Regions from separate parts of the Homo sapiens genome. Here regions 2, 3 and 4 are each linked to region 1. A link is an interaction called in ENCODE POLR2A ChIA-PET data of the cell type or tissue named here. Cell type or tissue: GM12878. All regions are shown on one strand. Links, peaks and the distances in the headings refer to the core of each region. The heading gives the core; the rest is flanking DNA. Region 1 overlaps INTS3 (integrator complex subunit 3). Region 2 holds the start of LOC124904423 (a long non-coding RNA gene). Region 3 overlaps GATAD2B (GATA zinc finger domain containing 2B). Region 4 has its middle 34 kb from the start of S100A7.

Region 1 (4,000 bases), core at 1-4,000:
AGAGGGTGGGCAGGCAGACAGGTGAAATTCAGAATTTAGATTTGAAAAAATGGGTCAGATACAAGATGGTAGAACATACATGCCAAAATGAACTTTGTGAATCAAGAAGTGGCTGGATAGTAACTTTGTGGATTTTCCACCAGCAAATGTCTACTTGCAGTCTGCCTTCCCGTCATGCTTTTCCCTCATAATTCTGTGGGCATTCAGGTAAATCAGTTTGTTTTCTGCTGTCTGTAGTTATCAGCTAAGGTAGATATAATTATGAATGTGAACAATGTATTCCCAAAACAGGTGAGAATGACTTTAGGACTGCCTGGCAATTGGAATTATTTACTTTTTAAGAAATGGCCACTGTCATTGTCAAAACATTTCTTGATCCCTGTGTACTAACACTGGAGCTCTAGAAGTATAGAAAGTCAATAATGGACTGCCTTTGATCCCTCCATCAGTTTGAGTGGAGGGCAAAAGACCCAGGGGTTGAAATCCCCACCCTGATTCTTAGAGGCGTCATTGTGTCTCTGCTTTAATTCAATTCACTGAATAGTACAGCATCCTGTTCTTCTGAGCAGTGACGTGTTTGCTACTAAATGAAATGATGCAGCAGGAGGGGACCATCGAAGAGGGGAAGCATGCATTTTCTGGCTTTTTTTATACTGAGAGTGAACTTCCAACTGTTTCCAGGGAAAAGGGGGAGGGAGGGTCTTTCTTTTTTTCTGATCTCCATAATGTGGATGTTTCCCAGTATGTCTCAAGCTCCCCCTTCTTTGCCCTTTGTCCTTTGCATTTGAATTTTCTAGCAAGACTTGCCACACTATTTTTTTCCCAATGTGTGTGGTTCGGTTATCCCCACTAGACCAGAGGGTCTCTAAGGGCAAGACTTACTGGCTTCTTCCTCTGGGTCTCCCCACAGATCTCTGCACACAGAAGTTATGAAAACTTGGTGTTGATCGACTGACCTCTGCTTGTTCTGGCTTGGTTATTTTCCCATCACAGACCTACCTATTGCCCAGGAACACAGAGGTAGTTTCCTGACCATATATGCTTACTGTGTGCTGGGTCTGATAGGAAAACAGGTTGGAGGACATCCAAGGTCTGCCTTTCGAAGCTTATCATCTAATGGCTTCATTTAACACGCCCACAAGAAGGTAAAAAAACAAAAACAATAAACAAAAGAAACTAGTTAGAGTAGTGAAGAGACAGGTCATTATAATTGGGTGTGATTAGGAAAGACCTTTAGAGATTTGGAGTAGGAAGCACTGGTCAAGAGCATCCCAGGCAGGAACTCTTAACTCTACTACCCTAGGGAACATTTGGTATATCCTTTCTTCTCTTTGGCCCTGTTTTTCCCTTTGAAGGCGGAAGTCTTCTTGCCCATTCCCATCCCAATTTGGGGAGGGAATGAGATAAAAATAGTGCCAGAGATTGAAGGAGTTTAGAACATGTAGTTCCTAATCTCATGAGCCTTGGTAGCTCCTGGTTTTTCTTCTGCCAAAGAGGGACCAATCACTTTTAAATCAGGCTGAAAGTGGGAGGCCCAAGAGCGTCCTCTTTTTTTTTTTTTTTTTTTTTGAGATGGAGTCTCACTCTGTCGCCCAGGCTGGAGTGGTGCAGTGGTGGGATCTTGGCTCACTGCAAGCTCTGCCTCCCGGGTTCACACCATTCTCCTGCCTCAGCCTCCCGAGTAGCTGAGACTACAGGCGCCTGCCACCACGCCCGGCTAATTTTTTGCATTTTTAGTAGAGACAGGGTTTCACCATGTTAGCCAGGATGGTCTCTATCTCCTGACCTCATGATCCGCCCACCTCGGCCTCCCAAAGTGCTGGGATTACAGACTTGAGCCACCGCACCTGGCCCCGCGTCTTTTTTTAACTTTTTTTTTTTTTTTTTTTTTTTTGAGACAGAGTCTCCCTCTGTCGCCCAGGCTGGAGTGCAGTGGCGCGATCTTGGCTCACTGCAACCTCTGCCTCCCGGGTTCAAGCGATTCTCCTGCCTCAGCCTCCAGAGTAGCTGGGATTACAGGCACTACCACTCCTGGCTAATTTTTGTATTTTTAGTAGAGATGGGTTTCACCATGTTGGCCAGGCTGGTCTCGAACTCCTGACCTCAGGTGATCCACCTGCCTTGGCCTTCCAAATTGCTGGGATTACAGGCATGAGCCACCGAGCCTGGCCAGAGCTTCCTCTTAAGCGCTGGATAGGTCTCAGGGTTGCATTTGGTTAGAGGTATGTCTCTACCTGGTTTTCCCCAAGGAATAATTCATATACATATGTGAGGAGTCTCCAGGGACTGGGCTTTGAGTCACTTCTAGTTTTTGTCCCCTTACAAATCATAATTTCATATACCAGTGACTCATGGTTGTGGAATACTTTGAACGCAGCTTGTTCAATAACTCCTCACCTACGTGAGTCCTTGGGGATTTTTTTTTTTTTTTTAAACGGAGTTTCCCTCTTGTTACCCAGGCTGTAGTGCAATGGCGTGATCTCAGCTAACTGAAACCTCTGCCTCCTGTGTTCAAGCGATTCTCCTGCGTCAGCCTCCCAAGTAGCTGGGATTACGGAAGCCCACCACCACACCCAGCTACTTTTTTTGCATTTTTAGTAGAGACGGGGTTTCACCACATTGGCTAGGCTGGTCTCAAATTCCTGAACTCAGGTGATCCACCTGCCTCGGCCTCCGAAAGTGCTGGGATTACAGGCGTGAGTCACTGTGCCTGGCCATCCTTGGGGATTTTATGAGTTAGATTGTATATTCCTTTTCTGAAAATGAGGAATTTAGTCTTTTTTTTTTTTTGAGATGGAGTCTCACTGTGTTGCCCAGACTGGAGTGCAGTGGCATCATCTCGGCTCACTGCAACCTGCACTTCCCAGATTCAAGCGATTTTCCTGCCTCAGCCTCCTGAGTAGCTAGGAGTAAAGGCACGCACCACCATGCCCGGCTAATTTTTTTGTATTTTTAGTAGAGACAGGGTTTCACCATGTTGGTCAGGCTGGTCTTGAACTCCTGACCTCGTACACCATGTTAGGCTGGTCTCGAACTCCTGACCTCATGATCCACCTACCTCGGCCTCCTAAAGTGCTGGGATTACAGGAATGAGCCACCGTGCCGGGCCAGAATTTAGTCTTTTAAGGCCACTGACTTCCCATAGGGAGCAGTATTTACCGAATGCTTTTTTTTTTTTTTTTTTTTTTTTTTTTTTTTGCAGATGCAGTCTTGCTCTGTCTCCCAGGCTGGAGTGTAGTGGTGCGATCTCGGCTCACTGCAACCTCCGCCCCCTGGGTTCAAGCGATTCTCCTGCCTCAGCCTCCCAAGTAGCTGGGACTGCAGGTGTGCACCACCACGCCCAGCTAATTTTTGTATTTTTAGTAGAGATGGGGTTTCACCATGTTGTCCAGGCTGCTCTCGAAGTCGTGACCTCGTGATCTTCCTGCCTCAGCTTCCCAAAGTGCTGGGATTACAGGCGTGAGCCACCGCACCCAGCTGTCCTTGGGGATTTTATGAGTTAGATTGTATCTTCCTTTTCTGAAGATGGGGAATTTGGTGTTTAAGGCCACTTCCCATAGGGAGCAGTATTTACTGTATGCTTTTTTTTGTGGGGAGATGGATTCTCGCTCCGTCACCCAGGCTGGAGTGCAGTGGCGCGACAGCTCCCTGCAACCTTCGCCTCCCGGGTTCAAGCGATTCTCCTGCCTCAGCCTCCCGAGTAGCTGGGACTACAAGTGTGCGCCACCACACCCGGCTGATTCTTGTATTTTTAGTAGAGATGGGGTTTCACCATGTTGGCCAGGCTGCTCTCGATCTCCTAACCTCGTGATTCGCCCCCCTCAGCCTCCCAGAGTGTTGGGACTACAGGCGTGAGCCACCACACCCAGCCACTGTATGCTTTTTACCAGACTCTATATCCACCTGGCTGAGGGAGGGGAAATGGAAAGGTTAGAGGGGTTCCTCCAGCTTGAGTCTCCAGCTTTGGGTATATACTGGGAAAGAGAAAGGCCTTCCCCCC
Region 2 (6,304 bases), core at 1,370-5,369, 200 kb before region 1:
TAACAGGACTAAAAAGAGAAAGAAAAATGCAGAGACAGGAGGCAGACTCAACTGTTGGCTGCTTCACAAGCCCTCAGCTCCCTCCAGGTTTCCTTAAAAGCACTCGTCCAAGTAATTGCCATCAGTGCAGAAGGCCAGGCCGATAAAAGACAAAGTGCCCCGATAAAATAAATGGGAAAAAGCCCTGTATGGCTTAGCACCTCTGCCACAAGCTCAGCCAGTGGAAACAGGACTGCCCTGGAAACCAAAGGGCCCCTGGGAAGGAATCCTAACCCCTGATGGCCGTGAGCTAAAGGGGCTCTCTTCTCCAGCTGAAAAGATCTCACCTTAACTGGTGAGTTGTGAAAGGGGATGAATTTGTCCCAAACCGTGTAGGTCTGGGGTGCTAAGGCTCTCCCTAATGGGAAATAAACAAGGGTGGTAGGGTGCTGCCACCACTCCGTGCAGTGGCTAGAAGGCTCACGCCTGTAATCCCAACATTTTGGGAGGCCAAGGCGGGCAGATCACTTGAGATCAGGAATTTAAGACCAGCCTGGCCAACATGGCGAAACCCTGTCTCTACTAAAAATACAAAAATTAGCCAGGCGACTAATTTTTGGTGACGGGCACCTGTAATCCCAGCTACTTGGGAGGCTGAGGCAGGAGAATCACTTGAACCCAGGAGGTTGGAGGTTGCGGTGAGCTGAGATCAGGCCACTGTACTCCAGCCTGGGTGACAAAGTGAGAATCCATCTAAAAAATATATATAGATATATAGATATAGATATATACCTCAATAAAATTGTTTAAAATTTTTTTAAAGACATACAAATGGCCAAGAAGTATATGAAAAAATGTTCAGCATCACTAATCATCAGGAAAATGCAAATCAAAACCATAATGAGATATCTCATCTCAGTTAAAATAGGGTATCAATAAAATATCTATTATCAAAAAGACAGAAAATAACAGATGCTGGCAAGGATGTGCAGAAGAGAGAACACTAGTCTATTCTTGGTGGGAATGTAAATTAGTACAGTCACAATGGAGAACAGTATGGCGGTTTCTCAATAAAGTGAAAATAGATCTGTCATACGATTCAGCAATCCCACTGCTGGTAATATATCAAAAGGAAAGAAAATCAGTATATCAAAGGGATATTTACATCCTCATGTTTATTACAGCACTATTTATAATAGTCGAGATATGGAATCAGCCTAAGTGTCCATTAATGGATGAATGAATAAAGGAAATGCAGTATATATACACAATGGGATACTAGTCATTCACAAAAAAAGAATGAAATCCTTTCACTTGCAGCACGATACAGAAATACAAACATCAAATGTTCTCACTCATATATGGGAGATAAAAAAGTAAATCTCATAAAGGCAGAGAGTAGGATGGTGATTCCCACAGGCTGGGAAGGGTAGAGGACGGGGGAGGATAAAGAGAAGTTGGTTAATAGGTACAAAAATACAGTTAAACAGAAGGAACAAATTCCAGTGTTCCATAACACAGCAAGGGACCTTTAGTTAAAAGAACGTATAGCAAATTTCAGAACAGCTAGAAAAAAAGATATGGAATGTTCCCAACACAAAGAAATGGTAAATGTTTGAGGTGATGGATACCCAATTACCCTGATTTGATCATTACATATGGTATGCTTGTATCAAAATATCACACGTACCCCATAAATATGTACCGCTATTATGCATCAATAAAAAATCATGTTGCACATGAAAAAAATAGAAGAGATTAGCTGAGAGTCTAGCACCTTTTAAACATCTGAATAGGAAATATTTGCCATCTATTGCCTCTAAGGGTGGCCGCCTATGAGACTTCATCTACATAATAAGAACTTTAGTCTCCACAATCCTTTATCTTAACCCAGACCCTCCTTTCTATTGATTCTGGGTCTTCAGGTAATAATTTAACTCTTTCAATCAATTGCCAATCAGAAATTATTTTAATTCACCTATGACGTGTAAGTCTTCACTTTGAGATGTCCCATCTTTCCAGACCAAATCAATGTATACCTTAATGTGTTGATGTTTGCCTGTAACTTCTGTCACCCTAGAATGTATAAAATCAAGCTATAACCCAACCACCTTGGTCACATGGTCTCAGGACCTCCTGAGGCTGTGTCATGGGTCATGGTCTTCACATGTGGCTCAGAATAAATCTCTTTAAATATTTTATAAGCCAGGCATGGTGGCTCATGCCTGTAATCCCAGCACTTTGGGAGGCTGAGGTGGAAGGATTGCTTGAGCCCAAGAGTTCAAGACTAGCCTGGACAACACAGTGAGACCTCATCTCTTTTTAAAAATAATAATAATTAAAAATAAAATACAAAAAATATATACATATATGTTACAGAGGTTGGCTTTTTCATAAACAAAAATATGGCATTTGCAACAATGTCAATAAATTGTACAATTAAGTATACACTTGGTGAAAATGATAACATGTTATTTAAAGACATTTAAAAAATCCAGGTGGGGCAGGATGGCTCACACCTGCAAGCTCAAAACTTTGGGAGGTTGAGATGTGAGGATCATTTGAGCCCAGGATTTTGAGACCAGCCTGGGCAACATAGTGAGACCTCATCTCTACAAAAAAATTAAAAAAAATTAGGCAGGCATGGTGACACACACCTATAGTCCCAGCAACTCAGGAGGCTGAGGTGGGAGGATTGCTTGACCCTGGGAGGTGGAGGTTGCAGTGAGCCAAGATTGCACTACTGCATTCCAGCCTGGGCAACAGAGCAAGACTCTGTCTCAAAAAGAAAAAAAGCAAATTGATACCTTCTTAATTTTCAATCCTTAAAAGAGTGCAAAAACAAGCCACAAACTAGATGACATTTGCAACATATATAAGGACAAGAGCAAAAATCTTGACCAGAAACTTCACAGAAAGAGAAACTTATGGCCAATAAACATATGAAAAAGTGCTTGGCCGGGCACAGTGGCTCACGCCTGTAATCCCAGCACTTTGGGAGGCCAAGGAGGGCGGATCATGAGGTCAGGAGGTTGAGACCGTGCTGGCTAAGACGGTGAAACCCCGTCTATACTTAAAAAAAAAAAAAAAAGAAAAAGAAAAGAAAAGATGCTCAGAATCATCAGTAATCCTGGAAATACAAATTTTAAAAATCAGTTAACATTTCATACTGGGCACCAAAAAAACTTAGCCCAACAAAAAATAAGGATGTGGAATAAATGGAACATGCAAAGCTGTTATGAGTACAAATTAGTACAATAACCTTGAAAAACAAGGTGGCATTTTCTAGTAAAAATGAAAGTGAGTACTCTACACACCAGCAATTCCACTCATAGGTGCAAACCTCCAGCAACTCTGGTACGTATCCTAGGAGATATCTACAGGAATGGTCACAGAAGCACTGTTTGTAATGGGGAAAATAGAAATAATCCAAAATGATAATTAGCAATAGTCAGGATAAATAATGTTATAGTCATATGATGAACTCTTACATAGCAGTGAAAACTAGCAAACTAGAGCAACTTGGATAAATCTCAAACATAACGTTGAGTGAAAAACAGCCAGTAACAGAAGAATGCACATGGCATTATTCCATTTACATAAAACTCACAATAATGTAAACCCATATATCATTTAGAGATGAAAATACATGTAGTAAAAATTATTAAGAAAGGAAATGACAAATAGTATTACCAGACAGCGGTCCCACTGAGAGGGAAGAAAATGGGATGGGGAAGACAAGTTAGGGAATTAGAAGGTGATGGTAATGTTCACTTGTTATACTGGGTGGATTTTGTGTCATTGTTCTTATATCTTAGATTTAGTCTATAAACAGTTTTATGTATTCCCAATATCTAATTAAAACATTTAAGAGAAAAAGATAAGGAAGAAATGGTCAAAGAATGTCATGAGACAGGCACTAATGAGCTGGCCTGGAATCAGGAGAACTCAGCTCTGCTCGCAGCTCCCTCTTAACTTACAGTCTGACCTGGGTAGAGGCAATGGCTTCCCTGTAGCTCCCTCTTGTCACTTGTCCAGTGGGGTTAATCATATATACTACACAGGCTGAGCACAGCGGCTCACATGGCTCACACCTTAATCCCAGCACTTTGGGAGGCCAAGTGGGGAGGATCACTTGAGGTCAGGAATTCAAGCCCAGCTTGAGCAAAACAGCAAGACCTCATCTCTACAAAAAATAAATTAGCCAGACATGTTGGTGTACACCTGTAGTCCTAGATACTCGGGAGGCTGAGGTGAGAGGATCACTTGAGCCCAGGAGTTGGAGGCTGCAGTGAGCTATGATAGTGTCACTGCACTCTATCCTGGGCAACAGAGAGAGACAGTCTCTAAAAAATTAAAATAAAATAATACATACTACACACAAATCTTCTAAGATGACAAGAGGCAATGGCTATGATAGGTGCCTCACAAAAATGAAGCTGCTATAAAAATGTGGTCCTATACAAAGGTGGTGGCATTATTCTTGACAATTTCCTTTTTGCTTGGCAAAAAACAGAGAGCTACTTCCTGTGACTCAGTCCTAAACCCCCTAACTGGGGCCTGCCCCAGTTTACAGAGATGGTCTGTGGTGCTGCTGTTGCAGCTTCACCAATGTTAGGGTGATTAGATTGTAGGATTAATGTCAGTAATGGGAGGACCTCAACTGAAGGAAGTGGAGAGACTAGAGCCACTCCCACTGCTCAACCTTCAGAGAAGCAAAGTGACCTCTCATGAAGCCCTCAGCTCACATCCTAACTTTTCCCCATCCTGTAAGCCCACACCATACTCAACAGTGAGCTGAAAGGATTCAATTCCAACTTTAAATTGGTCGGAGCAATAAAACGTCCAGTCTATGCACCTCTCCACACCCAATTCCACCATTTGACTGCTGCACCTACCATATTCCATTGTAAATGCTGCTTCCCTCCCCTATCCTGCGAGAAAAAAAAAAAAAACCTAAAAAATTATACCCCTAAAGATTTGCTGTTTGTTTTGTTTTTTGTTTTATTCTTGAAATTCATGTTCCCTTTCCCCTCCACCACTGTGGAGAAGCAGAAACGAAAGGACACGCCTGTTTACTGAGCAGATGGACTGTGCACCTGTGTTGATTCTCCTGCACCGGTGGCCTGCCCACCCACCAGAGCTCCCCAGGAACGCCCGGCAGACGGCCTTGCCTGAGCATCCCCTCCCCGCAGCAGCGGGCTTCCTGTCACTGAAACTCCTCTTCCCTCTCCTCAGGGAGCATTGATTTGTACGAAGGTCTTCTAGCCCTGCAGGTTGGGGAGGGGAGGCGCAGGGTTCCGATTCCATTTGTCTTTACAAAGGGACCGCCTTTCCCTCATGGACTTGCTTATTGTAGGTGTGTCAATTGTGAAGCTGAGTTGCTTAATTCTAGGGCTGATTGCCGGGAGCTAAAGGATCCCCCTACCCTGACATTCCCGGGGCGCCCTATTCTGTCTTCCTCTTCCTAAGGACTCCCCTGACTGCCAGGCCACAGCCCCACGGCGGGCCCCTGCCAGAGGCTCAAGAAAACCAACCCGACTGTCCCCGCAGCGCCCTGCTCTCTGTCCACAGGAGGGCGCTCGCTCCGAACCCCAAGTTGTCAGCCACTGGAAGGCAGGCGGAGAGGGACTGGAAGAAAGGGGGAGGAAAGGGGTGTAGGGCGGGAACCTAGAGGGGCGCGGGAGGGGTTAGGGAGCGCGTACTTTTCCAGAGGGAGCTGAATAGAGCCAAGGCTTGGGCACGGCTGTGCAGAGAGGGAATTCGGCCCCCGGTCTCTTGCAACCAACAGCGCGACTTCTCCCTGCAGGGCAGGGGAGGCAATAGAGAAGGAGGGCCTCCAAGAAGGTGCATCTCCCAGCTGTTTACCAATCCCCACCCAGTGGGGACAGAAGACAACTTAATTCCACAAAGTTGGACCCCCAAGGGAAGTGGGGAGGTGAGAGGGAAAGAAGGATGTGGTCTCCATCTAAAGTCAAGATCTCTTCCCCAGAAGCTAGAGGTAAACTTGCCCAGCTCGGACTAGGCCTAGAGAGGCTGAATGATGTGGCATCACCCGGAAACAGCGTTTACCCTCCTTATCCTCTTCCCTTCTGCCTGAAAACACTAATCCAGATGATGGACAATGATTCAATTAGTCATCTTCTCTGATGGGGGCTGAGATCCAGGCTGGGATCCCGTGGAAGTGCCGGGTGAGTCATTACGCTGAGGCTGCAGGGATACCCCGCCCCATTACTGAACACCCCGTGGTTCACGTGTTGGTGCAGCTGCCAGCTCCTCAGACCACCGTTCCAACAAAAAGCCCTCACCCTGAATGCAGGGACAC
Region 3 (6,304 bases), core at 39-4,038, 190 kb after region 1:
ATAGATACGTCTAGCTCACAGTAGACAACCGGAAACAAAGGGCTGGAGTTTAGGAGAGAAATGATAATATATTGAATATATATGAAGTTTTTTTCAATAATCAAGTGTATTTTACCATTTTAACGGGAAGGCAATAATTTCATCATTATTTGCATTATGCTTTAAAGTTCACAAAACATTTTATGCTTGTATTTCATACTTTTGTTACATACAAACATGAGATTAGTATGACAGGTTATTTTTATTCCTATTGGATCAACAAACTTTTATTTGTTTATTTATTTATTTTTGAGAGAGAGTCTCACTCTGTTGACCAGGCTAGAGCACAGTGGCACAATCTCGGCTCACTGCAACCTCTGCCTCCCGGGTTCAAGCTATTCTCTGCCTCAGCCCCCCGAGTAGCTGGGATTACAGGCGCCCACCACCATGTCTGGCTAATTTTTGTATTATTAGTAGAGATGGGGTTTCACCATTTTGGCCAGGCGGGTCTTGAACTCCTGACCTCGTGATCTACCCCCCTCGGCCTCCCAAAGTACTAGGAATACAGGTGTGAGCCCCCGCACCCGGCCTATTTTTTTTTGAAACTGAGTCACACGCTGTCACCCAGGCTGGAGTGCAATGGCACGATCTCAGCTCACTGCAACCTCCACCTCCTGGGTTCAAGCAATTCTCTGCCTCAGCCTCCCGAGTAGCTGGGATTACAGGCAACTGCCACCATGTCTGGCTAATTTTTGTATTTTTAGTAGAGATGGGGTTTCACCATCTCGGCCAGGCTGGTCTTGAACTCCTGACCTCATGATACACCCGCCTCGGCCTCCCAAAGTGCTGGGATTTCAGGTGTGAGCCACCATGCCCCACATATCTTTTTTTTTTTTTGAAACTGAGTCTCACGCTATCACCCAGGCTGGAGTGCAATGGTGCAATCTCGACTCACTGCAACCTCCACCTCCCAGGTTCAAGCTATTCTCCTGCCTCGGCCTCTCAAGTAGCTGGGATTACAGGTGCCCACTGCCACGCCCAGCTAATTTTTGTATTTTTAGTAGACACGGGGTTTCACCATGTTGGCTAGGCTGGTCTCGAACTCCTGACCTCATGTGATCCGCCCGCCTCAGCCTCCCAAAGTGCTGGGATTACAGGCATGAGCCACCAACCCCGGCCAACAAACATTTATTATTAACTACATGCCAGGCACTGTACTAGGCACTAAACAAATTACCAAAACAAATCCATGCCTTCTAAGACCTACATCATAGAAAGAGAACCAATAGGCAATAAATGTAACAAATAAATATATTATAAAAGTGTTAAGTCCTATGAAAAAGAAAATAGAGCAGGCAAGGATAAGCATGAGGGATGGGAACTGACAATACAATTTTAAAGAAAGGAAGGATAAGACTTCATTAAAAAGGTGACATTTAAGCAAAGACGTTAAGGAGGTGAGGCAATCAGCCATTCTCTGTGGGGAAACCTAGCTGTTTTCCCACTAGAAGGAATCACTTGGTCTTAGGAACCTGCCAAGGTTCTAAGATAGAGTGTGACTGATCAGCATTCAAGGAGCAAGTCAGTGTGGCTGGAATGGAGAGAGCAAGAGGGAAGATGACAGCCGATCAAAAATGGAAGAGGTTGGGGAGGGCAAACCATGTAAAGCCTTAAAGGCTATTGCAAGGACTGGCATTACTCTGTCTGCAAGAAATGAGAATTCAAAAATTAGTAGCATTACCCAAAATCAGTTAGCTAATAAATCACAAAGCTAGAATTCAACCCAGGACTTCAAGGCTCTCCACAACCTGTGTTCCACTAGTCCAATCTGCCACATATTAGTTCATCCCCTCTCTTTCAGCAAGTTTGAGTTTAAATACTCTAAAAATGCTAACATTATAAAAATCCTCTGGGCAAGAGATGCACAAGTCTTTCAGTTAACATTTGCAATCCTTCACAATTATAATGAGAATTTATTAATCCTGGTGTCTAATCTAAATCCTACTAACATTCCAGCATGTATTTTTAAAGATTATAAATTCCACCCTCCCTTGAAATGAGACAAGCCGAAGAAAGCTTTGATCAAAAGATTTAAAGTACGACTCTCAGCTTTAGGTAACAGTAACCTGAATTATTTTTTTAAATGGATACTAAGGCCGGGCACAATGGCTCCATGCCTGTAATCCCAGCACTTTGGGAGGCTGAGGTGGGCAGATCACCTGAGGTCAGGAGTTCGAGACCAGCCTGGCCAACATGGTGAAACCGTCTCTACTAAAAATACAAAAATTAGCCAGGCATGGTGACAGGTGACTGTAATCCCAGCTACTTGGGAGGTTGAGGCAGGAGAATCACTTGAACCCAGGAGGCAGAGGTTGCACTGAGCTGAGATCACACCACTGCACTCCAGCCTGGGCAACAAGAGCAAAACTCCATCTCAAAAAATATAAAATAAAATAAAATAAAATGGAACTAGCCAGGTGTGAAAAACAGTAAGAGAATGGCTCAGGAATATGGAATTGCTATAATTTCCCTTAATTTCTTTAGCAGTTTACTAGTTATTATTAATAACAAGTTCACACATTGTCAAAGATGCTTCTGCAGTTACTATGATTCTTTGAGGTCTGGATCTGACCACTTCATATCTCAAAAGTAACGAATGATGTGTTCTTAGTAATCTGCTGCTTTTTGTACTATAACCCAAAACTGTTGATAGTTTCTTGCCAGCTGATGGCAACCTAGGTAAATGGCAAAGGTAAGGGGGATTTTGTGAGAGACAGCAAACATTACCAAGCCACCATCTAAATACCTCAGACAGGTTAAAAGCCCTAATGACCCTGGGACACTCCCTTCTTACTGGATGAATTCAAGCTATACAGGAATATTTCATATATCCACAAGGGAGAAGGTAAAAGATGGAACATGAGGAGGGGTCTGTTTCAAATCAGACCTATTCTTCAGAAGCTTTCATCACTGCTACACAAAGAAAGGAGGTTGCTGCTTCAAGGATTCTGGAGCCACCAAAATCCCCAAACAGGACCTACAGAAAAAGCTTCACAGAGACTACTGAGGATAAACCAAATAATATGGCTAATAGAAGATACACCACAAAATCCAGTCATTGTAACATAAACTGAACTTCCTTATATATCTTTTCCTAGGCTTAGCCAAAAGCAGGAGAACTGCAACTCTATGTGGTATTGTCTGATAGACTGGATTTTTTCCCCAAGCAAGAGGTGGACAGCTTTATGCCAGGACTAGATTTACAGTCAATCTGGGTGTGTGTCTTTACTTTTTCTTTCCCTCCAAACTACCTCAGAAAATGTCTGGCTATTGTGCCTTGATATGTAATAATGCAGGGCTTTAAGTACTGCAAAGGTCTGGAAAAGAAAGTCCCTCAGTCCCAGTTATGGCTCAAATCTTACGATTTCTCTAGCAGTTGTTTTAATCAACCAAAGCTGGTTGGCTTTTCTCAATGAGCCAAGCAACATGAGCCTTCTAAGTTAAGCGCAGAGGGGCTGCTTGTCAGCATGACTCCCAATGGGGTGGCTAACATGGAATATGCTCCAGAGTCTAGAAATCAGGACAGCACAGCTGCTGTTTTCCTCCACATGCACCTCCAGCTTGGTGGGTGGGGGAGGAAAGGAAGAAGAATCAGTAAATTGAAACAGGAGGAATGCTTTACATGCAACACACAAGACTCACTGCTTAAAGGTGAGATGAATTCAGAGGTCTCAACACATGATTAGGATACCTTCACTGACACAATGGTCCCCAAAATTCAACCTGGAGGTCCAGCCTTGCCCGTCTGGCAAAAAAAGGGGAGAAGGGGGCAAAACCCCAAAATGGGGGACAGCATACAAGCTTTTGAAAGTACTTTAAGGTTGTGAGGCTCAGAACAAATTCCTCACACTTCCCTCTGCCACCACCCTGTGGCCCTATGCTAAGCACAGCAGTAAAAGTTACTGCCAGAATTTAGATTTGAAGGGCTGATCAGGGAACCTGGTTAACACTGTTCCTAGAAAAGTATTTGAGTGCAGCCTATATTCAGACCCTACTGGGACTGCCTCTAAACAGGAAGTTAACACACATCACATACGGTCAGGGAAGGCAAACCACAGTGTCATAAAGATGGATGCTGCTGTCAACTACAAATCACTCTCACCTCATGGAGAGTGTTCTCAAGTAAGGAATAATAGGCAGGACAAAAGTCTGTAAGCCTCACCTCTACTCAAACTGGGTCACTCAGCCTATAGATTCAGCCTTCTGATTCCTGCTGATTAGTACTTTTCTACCTTGTTCCATGATGACTATCACTGCCACTGGACTAAAAAAACTCTATTCCCCTAAAAAGTGAAGACAGCCTTACCATCAACTAGTTATTCATATAAGCTATCTGCTTATATGAATCCGATCCTTGACCCAGTCCATTCCCAAATGGCCAGGGACTAGATATCCGTCACAAAAAAAGCAGCACGATCCAACAAGTGTGGGCCTTCCCTCAAAATATACTGAACTCCTCCATAGCACCTCCAGAAGTGGCCTCCTTCCCAACTAAGTACTGACAGAAATACTACTCTAGGACAATACTTGAAAGGCTGCTCCAGCACCAAAATAAGAATCCAAGTTATCAGACTGCAAGGAAGAGTTCAGGTCAGCATACCAAATGAAAAGCAATAAAGTTAGCACTAAACTCCCAAACAGGATAATCACCAACAACATATAGGCACCATGCTGCTGCCAGAAAACATCAAAGTCATCTGTGCTAGGAGGGGAAGGAGACTAGATGGCTGGAGGACAGAGATGGGAAGGAAGCTTACTTTTCACTTTGTACAACCACATGCATGCTTTTCTACTCAAAATATAAATTTTTAGAAAAAATGTCCTAAAAACTACAAAAGCATCAGCTCTTCTCCAACACAGATCTGTTAAACCTGTTTTAATTCCATCAGCTACAAATCCAAATCCCTCTTTTGCAGTCTGGCCTGAAAACACTGCTCTTGCCCTTTGCTGAAATATATTAAGTATCCTTCGCCTCTGCTGAAATGTATTAAGTATCCCCCCATCTCTCTCTCTCTCTTACACACACACACACGCACACACACACGCCCCCCAAATAAGCATTTATCAGAAATGAGAAAACTGGTTCTCAGGAGGCTACCTGATTTTCCAGGGGACAACAGAGAAAAGGTTGCTAGCTAGCTCAGTTAGCATCCACATGCCACCCACCACCAAGCCTCCATCTCCACCTCACTGCCAGCCCTATGAGCTAACATCTTGTGTTTGGAAGTTGATGCTGGGGAAGAATCCAAAGAGGCTACCATACCTTTATGAAACGGGAAAGCTGTACCGGGCGCGCGAATGGCACCTGAACCTCTGCACTCGCATGAGTGGCTCGCTCCTCAATGTAATTGAGAGCAGGGAGGCCAAAAGTACTCTAAGTCCCGGTGTGGTTAGGGAAGGGTAAGTTCCACCGACCCTCAGGAACTGAACTGGAAGACAGATCCAGTGTGTCCCACAAGCCCAGTCGCTGTAGAAGCTAAGTGCCCACATAGCCTGAGACAATTCTCTTCCCCTACGGGAGGGCGAGCGAACGGTGGACGACGAAATAAAGGGGTAAGGTTATGCGCTCCTGATCCCTTTCCCTAAATAAAGATAATTATCTGGTGCTTCCTTTACCCTTAGATTCCCCATTCGTCCCATCCGCCCGCAAACACAAGACTGAGCAGGGAGCGGCCCCCGCACCCTGAGGGCACCACTGGGGGTGGAGAGAGTTAAAAAAAAAAAGGGGGGGGCGCGCTAGAGAGGAAAGGAGGGGAGCATGGCGGGCATGAGGCAGGGAGTGAAAGCGGGGATGGCGGGGGAAACGGGGCGTGAGGGAGGGGAGAAAGAGTACAAGGAGACGAAATGAAGGGACACGAGCTGGGGGCGCGCGAGGCCGAAGTGAAAGACCGGGTCGCGCGCGCCAAGGGGGGAGAGGATGAGGTGAAGAAGGAGCGCGAGGCGGGGGCGCGCCGTGCCGGGGTGGGGGGAGGGGGACGCAAGGCGGGGGCGCGCGGGCGGGCGTCGGCTCGCGGGCGCTTCCCCTCCCCCCGCCCCTCCACCTTTCCCTTCCCCCACCTCCGCCACCACTGCCTCCTCCCAGCCTCCTTCCCTTCCTCGCTCCTCACCGCCCCCGGGCGGGCGGGCGGCCAGGCTGGCCTAGGCCAAAGCTCCTCACCTGGCGGTGGCGGTGTAACTCCCGGCTAGCTCGCCTCCTCAGGCGGCGGCGGAGGCGTCGAAAAAGGAAGAGGCGACGGCACAGGGGATCCAGACCCTGCTGACGGGA
Region 4 (6,304 bases), core at 925-4,924, 240 kb before region 1:
CTCCTTCCTTCTTGCTGGCAGACCACACCTTCCACAACAAAGGCCAACAATGCCAAAGACTTGGTCTCCAAGCCTCCTGTGCCTCTAGAAGTGGCCTAGATGGGACCTAGTTCTGGCTGGTGATATGAAGGAGATGTCTTCTGGAGAGTTTATGAGAAAGATTTTCTGCCTTTCTCCAAAAAAACAAAAAAAAAAAGTTTTGGGAGAAAAAAAAAAGTTCCCTGCACTCCCTATTTACTTTGTTTTGGTTTTTGTTTTGTTTTGGTTTGTTTTGGTTTGGTTGGTTTTTTTTGAGACAGAGTCCTGCTCTGTTGCCCAGGCTGGAGTGCAGTGGCGCCATCTTGGCTCACTGCAACCTCCTCCCCCCGAGTTCAAGCAATTCTCCTGCCTCAGCCCCCTGAGTAGCTAGGACTACAGGCATGCACCACCATGCCCAGCTAATTTTTTGTATTTTTAGTAGAGACAGGGTCTCACCATGTTAGTCAGGCTGGTCTCGAACTCCTGATCTCAAGCAATCCACCTGCCTTGGCCTCCCAAAGTACTGGGATTACAGGCATGAACCACTGCGCCCACCCCTATTTACTTTGGACATTGTCATGGAAGGAGCTGTGCTTATTGCTTCTCAAGAAGAGAGAAAAGAATTACCGTGAAACTGGAATGGTTGAGCTGCAGGGATCTCTTATCTCTAGATTTCTTATTATATGAGATAATAAACTTATATTTATAATCCACTTTAAACCAGTTATTTTATTTGTTTACAACTGGAAGGATCTCAAATGGTACAAATTTCCTTTTCCAAGACTATTCCTATTCCAAGAATAATATTCTTGGAATTCCTATTCCAATATTCTCAGAATTTCCTATTCCAAGAATAATGAAGGGACACTCAATCTCCAGCCACCCTCTCTGTTGCCACCCAGAAATTGGACATAATCCATAAGTCCCAACCAGACACTCTCTGGCCAAGGGGTCCACTTGGGCTGAACTCCTGCCTCCTGCCTGTATCACTAGGAAAAGAAGGGATTGAGCAAATATATGGAAAACGGAAGATGGAATCAGATAATGAAACCCCCATGAGAAGTTTGGGGGTGAGAAAAATGATGCTTGAGTTATTCCACTTGGCTTTTTCCACTGATGCAGCTTGGCGTGACACCTCTACTATTTTCTCTCTTTTTTTTTTTTTCTTTTGAAATGGAGTTTTGCTCTGTCGCCCAGGCTGAAGTGCAGTGGTGCAATCTCGGCTCGCTGCAACTTCTGCTCCCCAGGTTCAAGCAATTCTCCTGCCTCAGCCTCCCCAGCAGCTGGGACTACAGGCACAGGCCACCACACCCAGCTAATTTTTGTATTTTTAGTAGAGACAGGGTTTCATCACGTTGTTCAGGCTTCTCTGGAACTCCTGACCTCAGGTGATCTGCCCATCTTGGCCTAAAGTGCCGGGATTACAGGCGGGAGCCACCACGCCCAGCCCCCTCTACTATTTTCTAAATATCCAGGTATGTGACTTCTTCCTTCTGTGACTTCCTCCTCTTTATTAAATCAGCATACCAATTCTAACCCCTCCAGCCCTTGCGTGTGAGGCCCTCCACGGCCCACCCCAGGCATGTTCCTCCCCAGGAGCTGTAGCACAGTCTGCTCCAGTCTGACAGGTCTCACGGTGGCCACCTTCCGAGCCCAGATCAAGTCCTGTCAAGTCCTGCTTGCTCTGTGAAGCCTCCCTAACCACAACAACCCTTCTGCCCTCTACCTTCCACAAATGCTTGAGATTGTATTTCCTCCATCACTTTATCCAGTCTTGTAATTACACAATCATCATCATTTGGCTACCATAAATGTTTGTTTCGTGTAACGAAAACCAGGACCCTACTCTTGAGGTCATGGCCCCAGAGCAAATAGCTGGTGAGGCCACCCTGGCTTGCAAATTCTCAGCCCATGGGAGCAGGCTCTGCCTGCCTCAATTCTGAATCAAAGAAGGACATGTTCACAAAGACTTTATTTGTGAACAACATGTTTTCCATCACCATGCCAACACAGGCTTAATCTTCCATCATCCAAAGCAGCACATCTCATAAACCACAGCTAACATCTTTAACAAACAAAGCGCAGCTTTTTGTGACTGCTTTCACAGGTCTTAGGGTATCATCTCTGCTATCTGCACCACAAACACTATCTCTGGCCACTTCAAGCTTTTCTACATCTACCTCCAAAATAGAAATCTTTATATAGTCTTCTCTACTAGAATCTATAAATTAAAAATTCTGAACTGCATTTGATGCCTACATGTCAGCAGGGGCCTCTCTGTTCGTAACTACCACCACCCTGCCCTGATTCCACCCTGCACCCCCCGAATATGTCCAAAGCCCTCGCCAAGATTCCCACAAATTACAGGAGTCTGTATATTCTGGTGCTCATTTCTGCCTATGGAACCTGTATTCATGCATGAAATATCTGGCCTATACCTTGAGCCACATGCAAAATTCAACCCTTATCTCAATTTCCACCCAACACAAAACAACACAGATGGAAAACATCAACACATTCATGAATGTAGATGATGTTGTTAAATATCAGGATGGGAGATTCTCAGTGAAGCATCATTTCCATCTAAAAAGGAAAGCCACTAGATTTTCCTGAGGTTAGAGAAAATTCAGAGTGCAGCAGAGGAGGAGAGTCTTCCTCAAAACCAAGTGCCACTAAGGGGCATGGAGGCAAAGGAAAAGTCAACCCCCCCACCCCTAGGCAGGTCCTGCTTGCTAGGGGCTGAGCTTCTGGTGAGCAGAACCTTGGCATGGATGATGTCTGATTTCAGCAACAAAGAGGGGAGCTGGAGATTGAGTGTCCCTCCCTAATTAGTCTTGGAAAAGGAAATTTGCAACAGTTGGGAGCCTTTTGATTGCAAAAAAAATACATTAATTGATTTAAAGTGGATTATAAATAGAGGATTATTATTTCATATAATGAGAACCTAGACATAAGAGGTCCCTGGTTTGGTAAATTCTGCAGCTCAACCATTCCAGTGTCTCTGTAATTATTTTCTCTCTCCTCAAGAAGACCATGCAGACCTCCCCTGCCAAAGCCAAGGTATGAAGCAGGATGGCACCTTCCCAGCTCCCACCAAGCCCCTCCCCACCTTCCTTCTGAGAGCCCTTTCCATCAAACCATCTCCTCCCTTTTCCCTCCTTCCTCTGCCTGCCCTCTCCTGCTAAGGTCTACTCCGCCCCCTGCTGGCCAATCTTGGCAATGGCCTAGGTCTATTACGAGACCCTTCCCCTGGTCCCACCCACTTTCTAAATTAAGAGTACTGATGTCACCCCTCACCCAACCACTGCTCCCAGGAGGCCAGGGGACACATCATTGACTTCTTGCCATCAGACTGGAGGTGAAAGAGGGGGGATCAGTTTTGGGGTCACTCTGACCCACGCAGGGAGAAGCTATGGTGATGCCCTATCCTTACCGTGAGACTAGGAGCTCCTGTGGTCATGAGTGGTCTTCCCCTGAAATAAGAGCTCCCTAGAGGTCACTCTTTGGTTAGGGCCACAGGCTCTCATTCTGAGTCCCTCGGGCCAGCTGAGGGAAAGCTACTGGAGCAAAGCAACAACAAGCAAGGGCGAGCATGGTAGGTGAACACCCAGCTGGGGAGGACAGGCTGGCCCCAGGGGACATTTGCTTGGGGTCACACCTGCTCTGAACTGCCCTGAGACAAAGAGGATCCACTCCCAAAGTATGTTGGATTTTTCCCAGAGATTATCCTATCCTTAAAATGCAGAACACATAAGATTCTCTTTGCCTGCTGGCCTGGCTTCCCCACCCGCCTCTCAGAACAGCAGGCTGTGACCTCATCCCTCCCCAGGACCCATGGCAGGTATTACCCCAGTGGCCCGTGCCTCACCCCACGCCCACCCCATCACCTCATCCTACAACCTCTGGGCTCCCCAGACAACAGCAGGGGTGACAGCACAGGCCAAGGCAGATGTGAACACTAGGAATCTTTAGCAAGAACTAAGGCCCCAAACCCAGCTCAGACGATCCAAGCCTCGGAGCACTCTGGAGCGGGGAAGCTCTGAGAGGCCACCAGGGAAGGGGCAACACTCCAGCCAACTCAGATGAGGTGAAGCCCACCTCTGCCTCCCTTGCCCCCAAATGCTTCTCTCCCAGGGTCTATCTTCCTGCATTCAATCCATTCAGCACCTGCTGGGGCCAGGCTGCCCTGGGCACTGGAAAAACAAAGATAAGACAGACAGGATTCTTGCCCTGTTAGAGCTGATGGTCTGAGAATTAAGAAGTCGTTGTTAATTTTTCTTTTTCTTATCTTATTTTCATTTATTAATGATAAAAAGTAACCCATCCTCATTACAGAAAACGCAGACTATACGAAAGCATGTAAATTAGAAAATAAGAACTATCCATTATGTTCCAAATTATTTTGTTTTTTATGTTATAATGCATCTTCCATTATTTTTATATTTTTATCTAATTAACGCATGTACATAGCTTTTTTAAAGTCAAATAGTTCAAAAAAATTTATAATAAAAAATTGGTATTCCCACTATGCAGCCATAAAAAGGAATGAGTTCATGTCTCTGCAGGGACATGGATGAAGCTGGAAGCCATCAATCTCAGCAAGCTAACACAGGAATGGAAAACCAAACACTGCATGTTTTCACTCATAAATGGGAGTCGAACAATGAGAACACATGGACACAGGGAGGGGAACATCACAAACCCGGGCCAGTCAGAGGGTAGGGGACAAGGGCAGGGAGAGCATTAGGACAAATACCTAATAGCATGTGGGGCTTAAAACCTAGATGACAGGTTGATAGGTGCAGCAAACCACCATGGCACATGTACACCTATGTAACAAACCTGCACACTCTGCACAGGTATCCCAGAACTTAAAGTAAAATAAAAAATAAAAATAATAAATAATAATAATAACAATTAAAAAATAAAAATAATAAAATTAGTATTCCCTGCCTTACCTGCAGTCCCTCTCCTCAAAAGGAATCAATCGTTTTAACAATTTCTCATCACTTATTGAGTGTACTCCCATCATTCTAATAACGTGGCTTACGTTTCTATTACTTAATGCATTGCCTTTAAACATTATCTGCGGAATGCCTACAATGAAAGATAGGGATATAACTCTCTTTTGTTCTACTTCCCAACTCTTCTCTATTCTCCTCCCCAGTTTTGATAGTTATATTATAATTTTAGTTCTTCTCTTGACTACCTTTGTAACTTTTAATAATAAGCCTAAGCCTCCCTTTGTTTTCAGACAGTGCCTCTGAACTCCCCACACTAGAAGAGGATATGTGTGTCTCCCCGCTTCCCTCCAACCTCCCTCCTCACCTTCCTCCTCCCACCTTCTGTCAGTTACAACTTTACTTGTCATGTAAACACTGTCATGTAAAACACTGACATTCTGTTCTGGAATCATAATTAAGTCTTTGGGCTTTGTTTATAGATCTGTTAAAAATAATCAAAAACCAGAAAATAGTGTTTACATTATTATGGCAACATTATTATTGTTTATTACAAAGCTAAGATGACACTTCTTTCTGTAATGATCCAGAGTTACAACCTCTTGTCTCTTACAGAATAATATTCCTAGCATGTCAATAAAATTCTTTTTTTCTTTTTGCTATAGACTGAATGTTTGTGCCCCCAGTATTCATATATGGAAACCTAATCCCCAATATGATAGTATTTGTAGGTGCGGTCTCTGGGAGGTGATTAGGTCATGAAGGTGAAGCCCTCATGAATGGGATTGGTGTCCATAAAAAGACATTGCAGAGAGCCCCTTTACTCCTTCCACTTTGAGGACACAGTGAAAAGACTGCCATCTATGAACCAGGAAGCCGACTCTCACCAGACACTGAATCTGCTGGCACCTTGATCTTGGACTTGGAGCATCAGGAGCTGTGAGAAGTACATTTCTGTTGTTAAGCTACCTAGCTTATGGTATTTTTTTATAGCAGCCCGAATGGACTAAAAGTGCTAAGACACTTTAACTGTCAATTGCTCAGTATCATGCCACACTTTTTTTTTTTTTTTTTTTGAGATGAGGTCTTGCTCTGTTGCCCAGGCTGGAGTGCAGTGGTGCAATCACAGCTCACTGCAGCCTCGACCTCCCAGACTCAAGTGATTCTCCCACCTCAGCCTCCCAAGTAGCTGGGACTACAGGCACATGCCACCACACCGGGCTAATATTTTTTATCTGCAGAGATGAGGTCTTGCTACATTGCCCAGGCTGCATGCCATATTTTAGAGCGCTTTCTTCCTGGACCATTTTTTCTTTTATCTGAGG

The links. Peaks named below come from ENCODE experiments on the same cell type or tissue, not always from the same donor. Only the 100,000 strongest peaks of a DNase experiment are listed, where the experiment ranks them.
Region 2: POLR2A ChIA-PET joins it to region 1 with 6 read pairs; 8 of 35 experiments call an interaction of 5 or more read pairs at or near these places.
Region 3: POLR2A ChIA-PET joins it to region 1 with 6 read pairs; 8 of 35 experiments call an interaction of 5 or more read pairs at or near these places.
Region 4: POLR2A ChIA-PET joins it to region 1 with 5 read pairs; 6 of 35 experiments call an interaction of 5 or more read pairs at or near these places.

The regions. Positions count from the first base shown.
Region 1 is chr1:153,730,032-153,734,031 of GRCh38, forward strand. All of the region lies in intron 1 of INTS3 (integrator complex subunit 3), which reads left to right. Among named protein-coding and RNA genes, the nearest start is that of INTS3, 4.0 kb to the left of the region's middle. RefSeq lists an enhancer at 3,716-4,000. In GM12878, for the core only: no CTCF peak of the experiment used is centred there; a DNase peak (open chromatin) is centred at 2,340; H3K4me3 peaks cover 2,034 bases; H3K27ac peaks cover 3,489 bases.
Region 2 is chr1:153,527,752-153,534,055 of GRCh38, forward strand. It overlaps LOC124904423 (a long non-coding RNA gene), which reads left to right and starts at 5,691. Exons shown (of 2, transcript XR_007066630.1): 1 at 5,691-6,170. RefSeq lists a cis regulatory region at 4,478-4,805 and an enhancer at 5,982-6,276. In GM12878, for the core only: no CTCF peak of the experiment used is centred there; no DNase peak of the experiment used is centred there.
Region 3 is chr1:153,916,537-153,922,840 of GRCh38, forward strand. GATAD2B (GATA zinc finger domain containing 2B) reads right to left here. Exons shown (of 11, transcript NM_020699.4): 1 at 6,197-6,304. Among named protein-coding and RNA genes, the nearest start is that of GATAD2B, 3.3 kb to the right of the region's middle. RefSeq lists a silencer at 6,220-6,304. In GM12878, for the core only: a CTCF peak has its summit at 3,906 (motif pointing left); no DNase peak of the experiment used is centred there; H3K4me3 peaks cover 1,381 bases; H3K27ac peaks cover 1,514 bases.
Region 4 is chr1:153,491,868-153,498,171 of GRCh38, forward strand. No RefSeq gene overlaps it. Among named protein-coding and RNA genes, the nearest start is that of S100A7, 34 kb to the left of the region's middle. In GM12878, for the core only: a CTCF peak has its summit at 3,227 (motif pointing left); a DNase peak (open chromatin) is centred at 3,200.